Linked DNA regions of Homo sapiens: region 2 is linked to region 1. Evidence: chromatin loops called from intact Hi-C (ENCODE). Cell type or tissue: heart left ventricle. All regions are shown on one strand. Links, peaks and the distances in the headings refer to the core of each region. The heading gives the core; the rest is flanking DNA. Region 1 has its middle 46 kb from the start of LINC00368. Region 2 overlaps LOC105370364 (a long non-coding RNA gene).

What was found. Hi-C counts contacts between places; a loop is a spot of excess contacts. Peaks named below come from ENCODE experiments on the same cell type or tissue, not always from the same donor. Only the 100,000 strongest peaks of a DNase experiment are listed, where the experiment ranks them.
Region 2: a loop joins it to region 1, with 2.5 times the contacts of the local background. A loop is called at or near these places in 52 of 110 quality-filtered maps.

Annotation. Positions count from the first base shown.
Region 1 is chr13:111,047,398-111,052,774 of GRCh38, forward strand. No RefSeq gene overlaps it. Among named protein-coding and RNA genes, the nearest start is that of LINC00368, 46 kb to the right of the region's middle. RefSeq lists an enhancer at 4,545-5,044. In heart left ventricle, for the core only: a CTCF peak has its summit at 3,051 (motif pointing left); no DNase peak of the experiment used is centred there; H3K27ac peaks cover 76 bases.
Region 2 is chr13:110,942,423-110,947,799 of GRCh38, forward strand. It overlaps LOC105370364 (a long non-coding RNA gene), which reads right to left. Exons shown (of 3, transcript XR_931732.3): 3 at 3,034-3,127. Among named protein-coding and RNA genes, the nearest start is that of LINC00431, 21 kb to the right of the region's middle. RefSeq lists an enhancer at 1-159. In heart left ventricle, for the core only: a CTCF peak has its summit at 2,063 (motif pointing right); no DNase peak of the experiment used is centred there; H3K27ac peaks cover 553 bases.

The DNA of each region.
Region 1 (5,377 bases), core at 226-5,225:
AATATTATTAATTTTTAAGACACTTAATTTACACGAGAAATAAGAAAAGAAAAGTGAGAACTGAAAAGGGAAGTGCAAGGCACAATGGGAGTAAAACATGGGCTGGTGAGGGCACAGCCAGGCCACCTCGCCCACCCTCTAGTCCACAGCCCCGCAGGCTGGGCCACCTCGCCCACTGTCTTGTCCACAGCTCTGGCTCTGCACTCAGCATGCAGTAGGTCCTCAATCAGGACTCGTTAAATGATCACTAAGTAAACAGACAACAGAACACAAGCCCAGTCACCACTTTGGTTGCTTTTGTTCATGAATTGACTGTACATGAAATAGAAAATAATATCTATTATCTATGTACAGGAAAATACCAATTCATTGTCAAAATCTGGTTGTAAACATAGAAATGAGGTAAGAAAATGCAAAGTATGGCATGATGAATCTAAGCTCTGTGTCTATATCTTCTCTACTTTGTTATTTAAAATATGAGTTTCACCATTTTGGGAGGCTGAGGTGGGCAGATCACCTGAGGTTGGGAGTTCAAGACCAGCCTGACCAACATGGAGAAACCCCGTCTCTACTAAAAATACAAAAAAATTAGCCGGGCGTGGTGGCAAGCACCTGTAATCCCAGCTATTCAGGAGGCCGAGGCAGGAGAATCGCTTGAACCTGGGAAGCAGAGGTTGCAGTGAGCCGAGATCGCGCCATTGCACCCCAGCCTGGGCAACAAGAGCAAAATTCCATCTCAAAAAAAAAAAAGTTTCTGAAAAGTCTTCAGCTTTCCCTCTTTCTTAGGAATAGGATTTGTGTTTCACAATATGTACAGTTAGGGAGACCCAGGTAAACATGCTGATGCTGGAACAAGAACGAGCCTCAGAAAAGTGGAGTCCTGTGGTTCTCTGTCTTCATCAGAAAAAGAGGACAGTGTATTTATTTTTTAAATCAATAAGTTCCTAATAAAATTGAGAGGACTGAGGGTCTTTTTCTTTCCCTTTAGATAAAATTAATTTTAAGGTTCTTTCTAGAATGGCAAAGTCATTGTAGGGGAACAGACTGGCTCCCACGTGAGTCAGGGAGGACAGTAGACAAGGGACCAGGCAGTGCCCTGGGGCAGGTCGGGATGCAGAGAGTCACTCCCTGAAAACCTGGAAAGAGGATCTAGGGCAGAGCTCCTGTGGGCTACCTCTGGTACCGTGGGCTAGCTCTGGCCCCGTGGGCTAGCTCTGGCACCTTGCTACCTCAGCTTGCTCCACGCACACACTCTCAAACAGCAGAAGGCACAGCTAGCCAGGTGGGAGAGATGGCGTGTTTGTGGAAGGCGTCCACATGAAGAGTGGTAGTGATAAGTCGACATGCAGCAATGTCCAGTCCATAAAAAGGATATGCATGTCCATCAGTGAGCACATCCTTGTCAAAACATTTTCAGCAGAAGTAGAAATGATGTAGGTGTAGGGACATACTCCACAATATCAGCTCCTAGAAGCATCATGGAGAAATTTCATTAAATACCACCTACAGAAATATGATGGAAAACAGCTATGGGTCTTTGTAAGCAAATTGACCAGCCCCATGTAAACTTAAGCCTAAGTATTCCAGGGAAGGCAACTGCAGAAAATCCTTTCAAAAGAAAGAAGGCTTCACTGCACAGCCCTGGAGTTTGTCTACCCTGTTCGCCTCCCTCTTGGGGAACTCTCACCAGTGAGGGCCCTGCTGCATGTGGAGGACTTGGGACTTCAACGGCCTCGTTCCTTGAGCTCTGTTCTCTTCTCACATTTCCCATTCCACTTGGTCTCTGTGAGTGGGTTTTTTTGTTTTTTTGTTTTTTTTTCAGATGGAGTCTCGCTCTGTTGGCCATGCTGGAGTGTAGTGGCATGATCTTGGCTCACTGAAACCACCACCTCCCAGGTTCAAGTGATTCTACTGCTCAGCCTCCTGAGAAGCTAGGACTACAGGCGTGCACCACCAAGTCCGGCTAATTTTTGTATTTTTAGTAGAGATGGGGTTTCGCCATGTTGGCCAGGCTGGTCTTGAACTCCTGACCTCAAGTGATCCGCCTGCCTCAGCCTCCCAAAGTGCTGGGATTACAGGCGTGAGCCACCGCGCCTGGCCCTCTGTGAGTGGTTTCACCCACACGTGGCCTGAAGGGTCATCTCTCTGCAACTGACTCCCAGCCCCATGTCACCCCGGGGACAATGCAGCAGCATCCCGGTATTTGCAAGTTTCATGTGTATAGAACAATGCGGTCCCGTCCAGTCACAGTCAGGTTCAGCTGGCCTCAGTGCTGTGACGTGGGCTTCCACAGCAAAAGGGTCCATGTGGAATTACTGGGTGCCAGGCTAGCCATGGGCAAGGATGACAGAGTGTTTGGGGCCAGTCACCATACACATTTCTAAGGCAGGGCTGCATTAGACTTCTCACCAATTTTGAGAAAATTGGCAATTTTAAGCACAGCTCTATGGAACAAATGGAGTTGCAGGTCGTCTTGGTCTCTGCACCTGACTTCAGGCTCGTAGGCTGCCGCATCTTGGTTGATACAGCGGCCCCTACCACTTCTGCAGAGGCTGCGAGGCCCCCGCAGCTTCTCCACATCTTCCTCTTATGACATCAAGCTGCCCGAGGGGACAAGGCTGGGCTGCCTGGTTCTTTGACCCAAAGAGCACTGGTGATGAGGGGACCATGAGAGAAACCGTACTCGCTTTGGTCCTGTCCCCTGGAGATGGAGGCGGAAGGGCAGGATTACAGGGGTGTGTGTGTGCACATGCATGTGTGTGCGTGTGTGTGCAGGTGTGTGCGTTGTGTGCACCTGTTCATGTGTGTGGAGTAGGGGTGGTAGGGTGCAAAGAGGCCGAGGTTGCGGGAAAAACCGAAGGACACTCAGGGGAGGGGTTTTGGAGCTGGGGAGGGGTGTGGAGCTGGGGCGGGGCCGCACCAGCACTGACCTCTAACTGCACATTTGACCAGACCTACCCTTGGCGGGTTGCCAGCCATCCAGTTCAGAATTGGGGTGCGCAGTGGGGAAGGGGGGAGAATTCCTGAGCAATTTAATTATGCCTGGGGTGCCCTCTGGTGGCTCACCTTTTATTCTGACTCCAAGTTCCAGGAACTTGGAAACTCACTCACTTAGAAAACTGGGGCAGTTTGGGGGGACTTGGACATTTGTTGTGGCTATGAATGAATGAAGCCTCTAACAAGATCCTACTCACTGGAAACACAGAACCTACAGAGGAAGCAAACAGGTTTCTGTCTACAACGACGGGAACTGGGGAAGCAAAGTGTGTTCAGTTTGCTAAACATTCCTCAGCCAGCCTGGGTTATAGAACAAGGTCACAGTCCTTTTGTTATTAAATAAGGGTGGCCCTAAGCCCTCATCTCTCGATTCTGGAAATGTCTGACTTTTGTCCTCAGGGTCTACCTTCTGTGATATGTCCAGACACCTCAGGCCAAAAAATCAGCCTCCTGGATAGAAAACCAGGAAACGTTGTCACCCATCAGAGGCCTCATTCTCACGGTCATCGCTCTGTCAGGTCATCTGTCCTGCTGTGCAGGAGCCCTTAAAGACCAGGCACCTCTCTGCCCACTCAGGCCATAAGCAAGGTCACCACAGGGCCCTCCGAGAGGAAGGGAGGCTCTCTCCTAACAGCTTCCATGATGCCAGGGCTCATGGTGGCCCAGTTCTTCTTCATGTATCTATGCAGCAGCTCATGTGTGTGTGCACACATGCATGCATGTGCAAAGGTAGGCACCCACTTACACACATGCTTGCACACACAGGCATATGCACCCACTCGCATGCATGCACACATAGACATAGGCACCCACTCACACACATGCATGCATGTGCAAACCCATGCACCCACTCACACACATGCATGCATGCACACATAGACATATGCACTCACTCACACACATGCATGCATGTGCAAATGTATGCCCCCACTCACACACATCATGCATGCACACATAGACATATGCACCCACTCACACGCATGCATGCACACACAGGCATATGCACACACATTCACACACAGGCATATGCACACATTCATACACGTGTGTGACACACTCCTACATCTCTCTTGCCCACAAGAACAAATTAAGGGAAGAGCATAGAGAGAAGTTTTGAGGATTTCCAACAGAGAGGGGTCGCATCTCTTCCCTGTCTACCCCTTTTGCCTCCAGGAGGTCTCTGCCTGGTGAGACGCCAGGAGGGTGGGGACTGTAGCGCAGCTGGCAGGCAGCTGGTCAGTGCTGCTGGAGTACTTGTTTAGAAAATGTAAGTTTTTCCCAGCACATTTGAAGTATTAGAAAACATTTTGAGCATAATGCAAGATATGCATTTGTTTCTGTGTGATTTCATCCACTAGAAGCACTAGGTGAAAGTGGGAATACAAAACACACACGTGCTCGTACCTCAAGCGTTCGCCAGCCCCCTCAGCCCGCCGCAGGTGTTATGAGCCACCCCGCCCTGTCTGTGTTACAACGGACAGGGTCAGGACACACTACCACACACTGGGGCACCTGGCACACTGGCTATTACTACCCACACACTGGGGTGCCTGGCACACTGGGTATTTCCAGTCGAATATTTTCAGGTGGCAGATGCAGGAAGAATTTTCTGACCTTCCCCAGAAGCAGGTCACGAGACCCTCATGTGAGAGCACGTCACGAGACCTTCATGTGAGAAGCAGGTCACGAGACCCTCACGTGAGAAGCAGGTCACGAGACCCTCACGTGAGAAGCAGGTCACGAGACCCTCACGTGAGAAGCAGGTCACGAGACCCTCATGTGAGAGCAGGTCACGAGACCCTCATGTGAGAAGCAGGTCACGAGACCCTCATGTGAGAAGCAGGTCACGAGACCCTCATGTGAGAAGCAGGTCACGAGACCCTCATGTGAGAAGCAGGTCACGAGACCCTCATGTGAGAAGCAGGTCACGAGACCCTCATGTGAGAAGCAGGTCAGGAGACCCTCATGTGAGAAGCAGGTCACGAGACCCTCATGTGAGAGCAGGTCACGAGACCCTCATGTGAGAAGCAGGTCACGAGACCCTCATGTGAGAAGCAGGTCACGAGACCCTCATGTGAGAAGCAGGTCACGAGACCCTCATGTGAGAAGCAGGTCACGAGACCCTCATGTGAGAGCAGGTCACGAGACCCTCATGTGAGAAGCAGGTCACGAGACCCTCATGTGAGAAGCAGGTCACGAGACCCTCATGTGAGAAGCAGGTCACGAGACCCTCATGTGAGAGGGGCCCTCCCTGTATCTGGAGGGACACCAAGGGAAATCTGAAGAAACAGGCTTTGCTTTCCACAGTTTGCTACACTCAGCTCATACTTTTTTAGTCCTATCACATTTTCCCATGGCTTTCCACTCTTCACGAAAGCTA
Region 2 (5,377 bases), core at 98-5,097, 110 kb before region 1:
TGACTTCATAAGGGGTTTTCCCTTTCACTCATTCTCTCATTCTCTCTTGTCTGCAGCCAGGTAGGACATGCCTTTCACTTTCTGCCATGATTTGAGGCCTCCCCAGCCACATGGAGCTGTGAGTCCATTAAACCTCTTTTTCTCTATAAACTATCCACTCTCAGGTATGTCTTTATCAGCAGCATGAAAACGGACTAATACAGTCTTATCTGGGGTCAGTATGGTGTCAGAGCATTCCCTGGGGGAAAATTGATTCCATCAAAATATCCTGATTGGCAAACAATGATGCGGTCATGATTTTAAGAAATTTAGTGGGGAGATTGTGGCTTCTGGATTGGAAGGCCTGGGCTGGAATGTTGATCCCCACTGACCACTGGCCACATGATGGTGTGACGGTGAGTAAGTTGTTGGTTATCTCTGAGTCCTCAGTCTTCCTCATATAAAGTGGAGGTGATGTCTATCTAACAGCACTTTTGTGAGGATTCAGTGATGTAATGTGCATGGGAACAATTCATCAATCACAAAAAATGTTTCTTGGAAGTCAAGTATAAAGCCAAAAGACAAAGAAAATAATTCACATTGAAATAGTCACTTTTTGAAATATCCAGTTGTTGAGGGGAGAGCTGAGGAAAAACTAAAAATTAAAAAAAGAACAACAACAAAAATGAAGTCCAGATGTGGTGGCTCATGCCTGTAATCCCAGCACTTTGGGAGGCCAAGGTGGGTGGATCACCTGAGGTCAGGAGTTCGAGACCAGCCTGGCCAACATGGCAAAAACCTGTCTCTACTAAAAATACAGAAATTAGCTGGGCGTGGTGGCGGGTACCTGTATAGTCCCAGCTACTTGGGAGGCTGAGGCAGGAGAATCGCTTGAAGCTGGGAGGCAGAGGTTGCAGTGAGCCGAGATCACACCACTGCACTCCAGCCTGGGTGACAGAGCAAGACTCCGTCTCAAAAATAAATAAATAAATAACTAAATAAACAGTGAAATATCCATTTGTTGATCCATTTATTGATAAACAATTATGGAATGGTTTAGTAGAAATAGGATAGTGTTGGGCATCAGAAATATTTGCATCCTGCCCTGCTACCGACTTACTGGAAGGGCAAACAAAGGACTGAGGGATTCGAATCAGAGACTGTTTTTACTGGAATAGCCCTTCCAGGCCTTTCATGCAACCCCTTGTGTCCAGATGAGAAAACTGAGGCAGCGACTAGTGACTCACTAGTTACTGAGTAAGTCAGTAGCAGGACATCATGGAAAGAGGTGATGGGACATTTTTGTCTTTTCAGAAGAGAGCACAGCTGGAATTACAAATAAAATGGCATCATTTGATTCCATTTCTAACCGCCTTTGGAATGGTGTTTTGGAAAGAACACCAATCCATTGCTAAGACTGTCCCTAGGGAACAAAAGTTCTCTATCTAGAGATGTTCTAAGATACGATCATGAACTTCTCCTGCCTTTCTGGAGAAATGGGAAAAATCACACACTTTAATGTAAATAACACCCCCCAGCCTGATCATATCAATGTGTTGAACAGAGGTAGGTACAGCTTGTCTACAGCCAGAACCAGTTTGCATACAAAAACTTGCAACAAGCTGACAGTTGCTGAAAGAAAGGTTCTTGTTTCCCAGAGAATGTTGGTGAGTCGAGTCCTTTGCAGGTGAAATACTGATGACAGGGTTTATCTCTACAAGTCTTTGCCAGCTCCCCAACGACCTTCCATTCTCTCTTCACCATAACTTTTTCCCTTTTGATAAACTGGAATTTCAATGCATTGAAAATTTCTTGAAAGTGAGTCATTTCCTGGGAATTGGAAAGCGTTTTGTTTTTTGTTTTGTTTTGTTTTGTTTTCCTCTGTAGAGACTTTGGTTTCCTTCAGGGCTGACATTCAAAATACTGTTAACAACCTTTGAGTTTGGCCCCTGGTCGTGACTAGCCTGACTACACAGAGGCAGAATATGAGCCCTGGCTTTCTGTGACACTCAACCCAGACACTTTGGTAATGCTGTTCCCTCTCCACACCACAAAAGCGCAAAGAGCCCTTGCTGAGCACCAGGAGGCAGTGGTGTTCTCTGTGTGCACACATATTCTGCACCTGTGTATGTGTGTTTTGCAATGTGCTGCAGTAGGAAAGGGTGAGAGGGCAGACTTTCCTAGACTCTGTTCTTAGACATAATCCATCACGGGCTGTGATGGTGAATCTTATGTGTCAACTTGACTGGGCCACAGGGTGCCTGTGATATCCTGAGATATTCAGTCAAACATTCTCCTGGGTGTGTCTGTAAGGGTGTTTTGGGAGAGATTCGCATTTGAGTGTGTAGCTTGATTGTAGCAGACGGGGCTCCCTAGATGGGTGGTGGGTGTCCTCCAACTCTGAAAGCCTGAACAGGACAGAGGCTGGCTCTGCTCTGAATACACGGAACTCCTCCTGCCTGCCTGCAGCTGGGACATGGGCTGTTTCCTGCCTTAAGACTGGAACTGAAACATTAGCTCTTCCTGAGTCTCCAGCTTGTAGACTCTGCAGGTCTTGGGACTTGTCAGCCTCCATAATCACATGAGCCAATTCCATATTATAAATATCTCACACACACGCACATACACACACGCATATATTCACACACACAAATACACATGCACACACACACCACACATACACTCACGCACACACATCCACACACACGCACACACACATGCACACGCACACACACATGCACACGCACACATACACGCACATCCTATTAGTTTCCCTAGAGAACGCTGACAAATACGCAGGCTCTGAGGTTATGTTTCTTCAAAGCTTATGCTATCAGACAATAGCAAGCTTCGAATGCTGTTATTTTCCAGAGTTAATTAGGTTTTCATCTCTTTTTATTAAGGAAAAAAACCATGTTGCCTCTAACTTAATATTTAAATATGTTTATTTTGTTTGTCATCCTTAGAATAAGACAGTTTTCCTTTATACAGAATGTTCCATAATTCGGCGTCTGCCCCAAGGGTGGGAGTGAGTGGAGAGTGCAGGCTCTGCCGGCGGCCCTAGTCCTAGCCTGGCGTGGCGTCCGCCTGTAGTAACTGGCTCTCAGTACACTTTCATGCAGCTTTCTCTTCTGCTTTAGATGATCTCCTGTTGGAAAGAACAGAGTTTCTTGAGAAACTGGGTGTTTCATTAACTGTTCTTAGAGCCTATGTTTCAGACCCACCGTGGCTCACTCCACCAATAAGCATGGGCTGTGAGGCTGACGGGTGTGGCTGGTAGCATTAGACTCCCCTTCTTTGAGTGTCCACGCCCCACACAGATGCCTTCTTAGGGCTGCACAGGGTGGCCTTCCCCAGGTGCAGGGGGTGAGTACCAAGCGCTCCCTGTGTGCCGGGCCCTGCACTCAACCCTCTGCAGACAGCATCTCCTTCCATCTCCTCAACACCCAGTACAGGTGCTGTGATTATCCCACTTTGAAGATGAAGAAGGCTTAGGATGCGCGGTCATTTGCCCAAGGTCTTCCCAAGGTCACACAGCTCATAGGGGCCAAGTTGGGATTGGAACCCAGGTCAGACCGGCTCCAAGCCTGTGCTCCAGCCCCACCCAGCCCCCAACAGAGCCTGATCCTCTGGCTCTATGAGTGGGTGTGGGGCTCAGGGAGCAGAATTCTTGCTTTCAGTTTCCCAGGAAGGCGCTGGGTGACTGGAAGGAGAGACAGGGAGAGGCACCTTGAATGGAATGAGGCCGGTTGGTCATCTGAGTGGGAGGTGCTGGGATGGCCCCTGGGGGTGCTCCGGGTGTGCTAGGATTCAAGAGGCCCAGAGAGGGCCAGGCTGGCATGGGCATGGGGGTGGGGGCTCAGATGAGCCTGGCAGCGTGCAGTGTGAGGGGAGATGGGCACCAGCAGGATTGGGGGGACACCAGGGGACAGGAGGAACTGAGCCCTCAGTTGTGGAGGGAGGGGAGAGCCCTGTGGATGTGTCCGGGGCAGGAGGACGGAGGGGGCGCTGGCTGCGTCAGGCTGCCTTTGGCTCTCCTGTGGGGCCACCCTGTCCAGTGTCATTTCCCCTGCATTCTCCCTCAAAACCCATTGACAACTCCAAGCTTGGCGGAGCTGGGCTGGTCCTCCTCCTCCTCCCCTCACAGCGGCCGGCTGTGGATCTCATTCCTGGGATGTCAGTACCAGGAGGTTGGGGACTCCTGGTTCTTCACTGTCCAACATTGCCAGGGCTCTGGAAGTCCCCACTGTCACCTCCGGGGCTTCTGTTGCCGACGGCCACACCTAGAGGTGCTGGTGACGTACAGGAGCTTCATCAGTGCAGAGGCCCCTGTCTTTTGCTGTTAGAGTTATAGGAGAATTTGTGGTTCTCCCTGCAGAACAGTCAAGTCCCAGGGAACTGGAATCTTGACAAGGTCAATCATGAAATTGTATCTAAAGCAGCAGAGGTTGTCCTGGACAGCAGCACAATCTGGGAAATTGGCTGTAGCTTGAACGACCGCTCACTGCCCTTTCTACACCGCGTGTGTTGGCCTGGTCCCTGCTGCTGGGGCACGAGCAGACCTTGTGGCCTGGGGTTTTGTGGTCCTGGGACTGACACTGGCCTGGCAAAGTCTGAACATGGGGGGCTAGGGGCCCCACTTCAGAGAAGCTCCTGGCCTGTGCTCGATGACAACTGGTGTAGCAGGGAGGTCTCCAGCGACGCTTCCCGGGACCGTCCTCTTCGGCATTTTAACAAAGGACGAGCTGGCCGGCTTCCCACGCTTGTGGACAGTGAGGGGCTGGGAGCAGCAGCCGACAGGCTGGATGGAAAAGTCAGAACCCCAATGCTTTAAGAGGGGACAGGGAGGCCCACCTAACTGTTCTCTAGCAGGTAAGCTCCCAGGCAGGGCTCTCTGTTTTATGTAGAAACCCCAGAGCCTAGGACAGTGCCTGGCACGTGGTGGGTGCTTGGGAAGCACCAGTGGAGGTGAGTGAAGGTGACAGGGTCTCAATGTCTGGCTCTGTGCTCGGGCTATGAAAAGCCAGCCATGTGGCTCGGCAATGGCTCATTTGCCAAAGTCTTTGGAGTTCACAGACAGCAGCTCGGGATTCATGGTGTGACGCGCTCCAGACGGAGGGTCTCAGGCTGCGTGGACGGGCAAGTGCTGCAGGGTATGGGGGGAGGGGCTGGGCACACTGGGCTGCCATGTGACTCAGGGATACCGGGAGGACAAGAGGGCTGTCAGCCTCACCCAGGACTGGCTCCCAGGTGTTCTGGAAAGCTCTGAGAAGCCTGGGGCCAGGGACAGAAGCCACAGGATCTGCATGGCCAACTCTTAGCAGGTGGACAGTGGTGGAGCTGTGTGAACAGGGAGTGGAGAAGGGCTGGACTGGGGGTCCCCACCCCACGAGAGGGT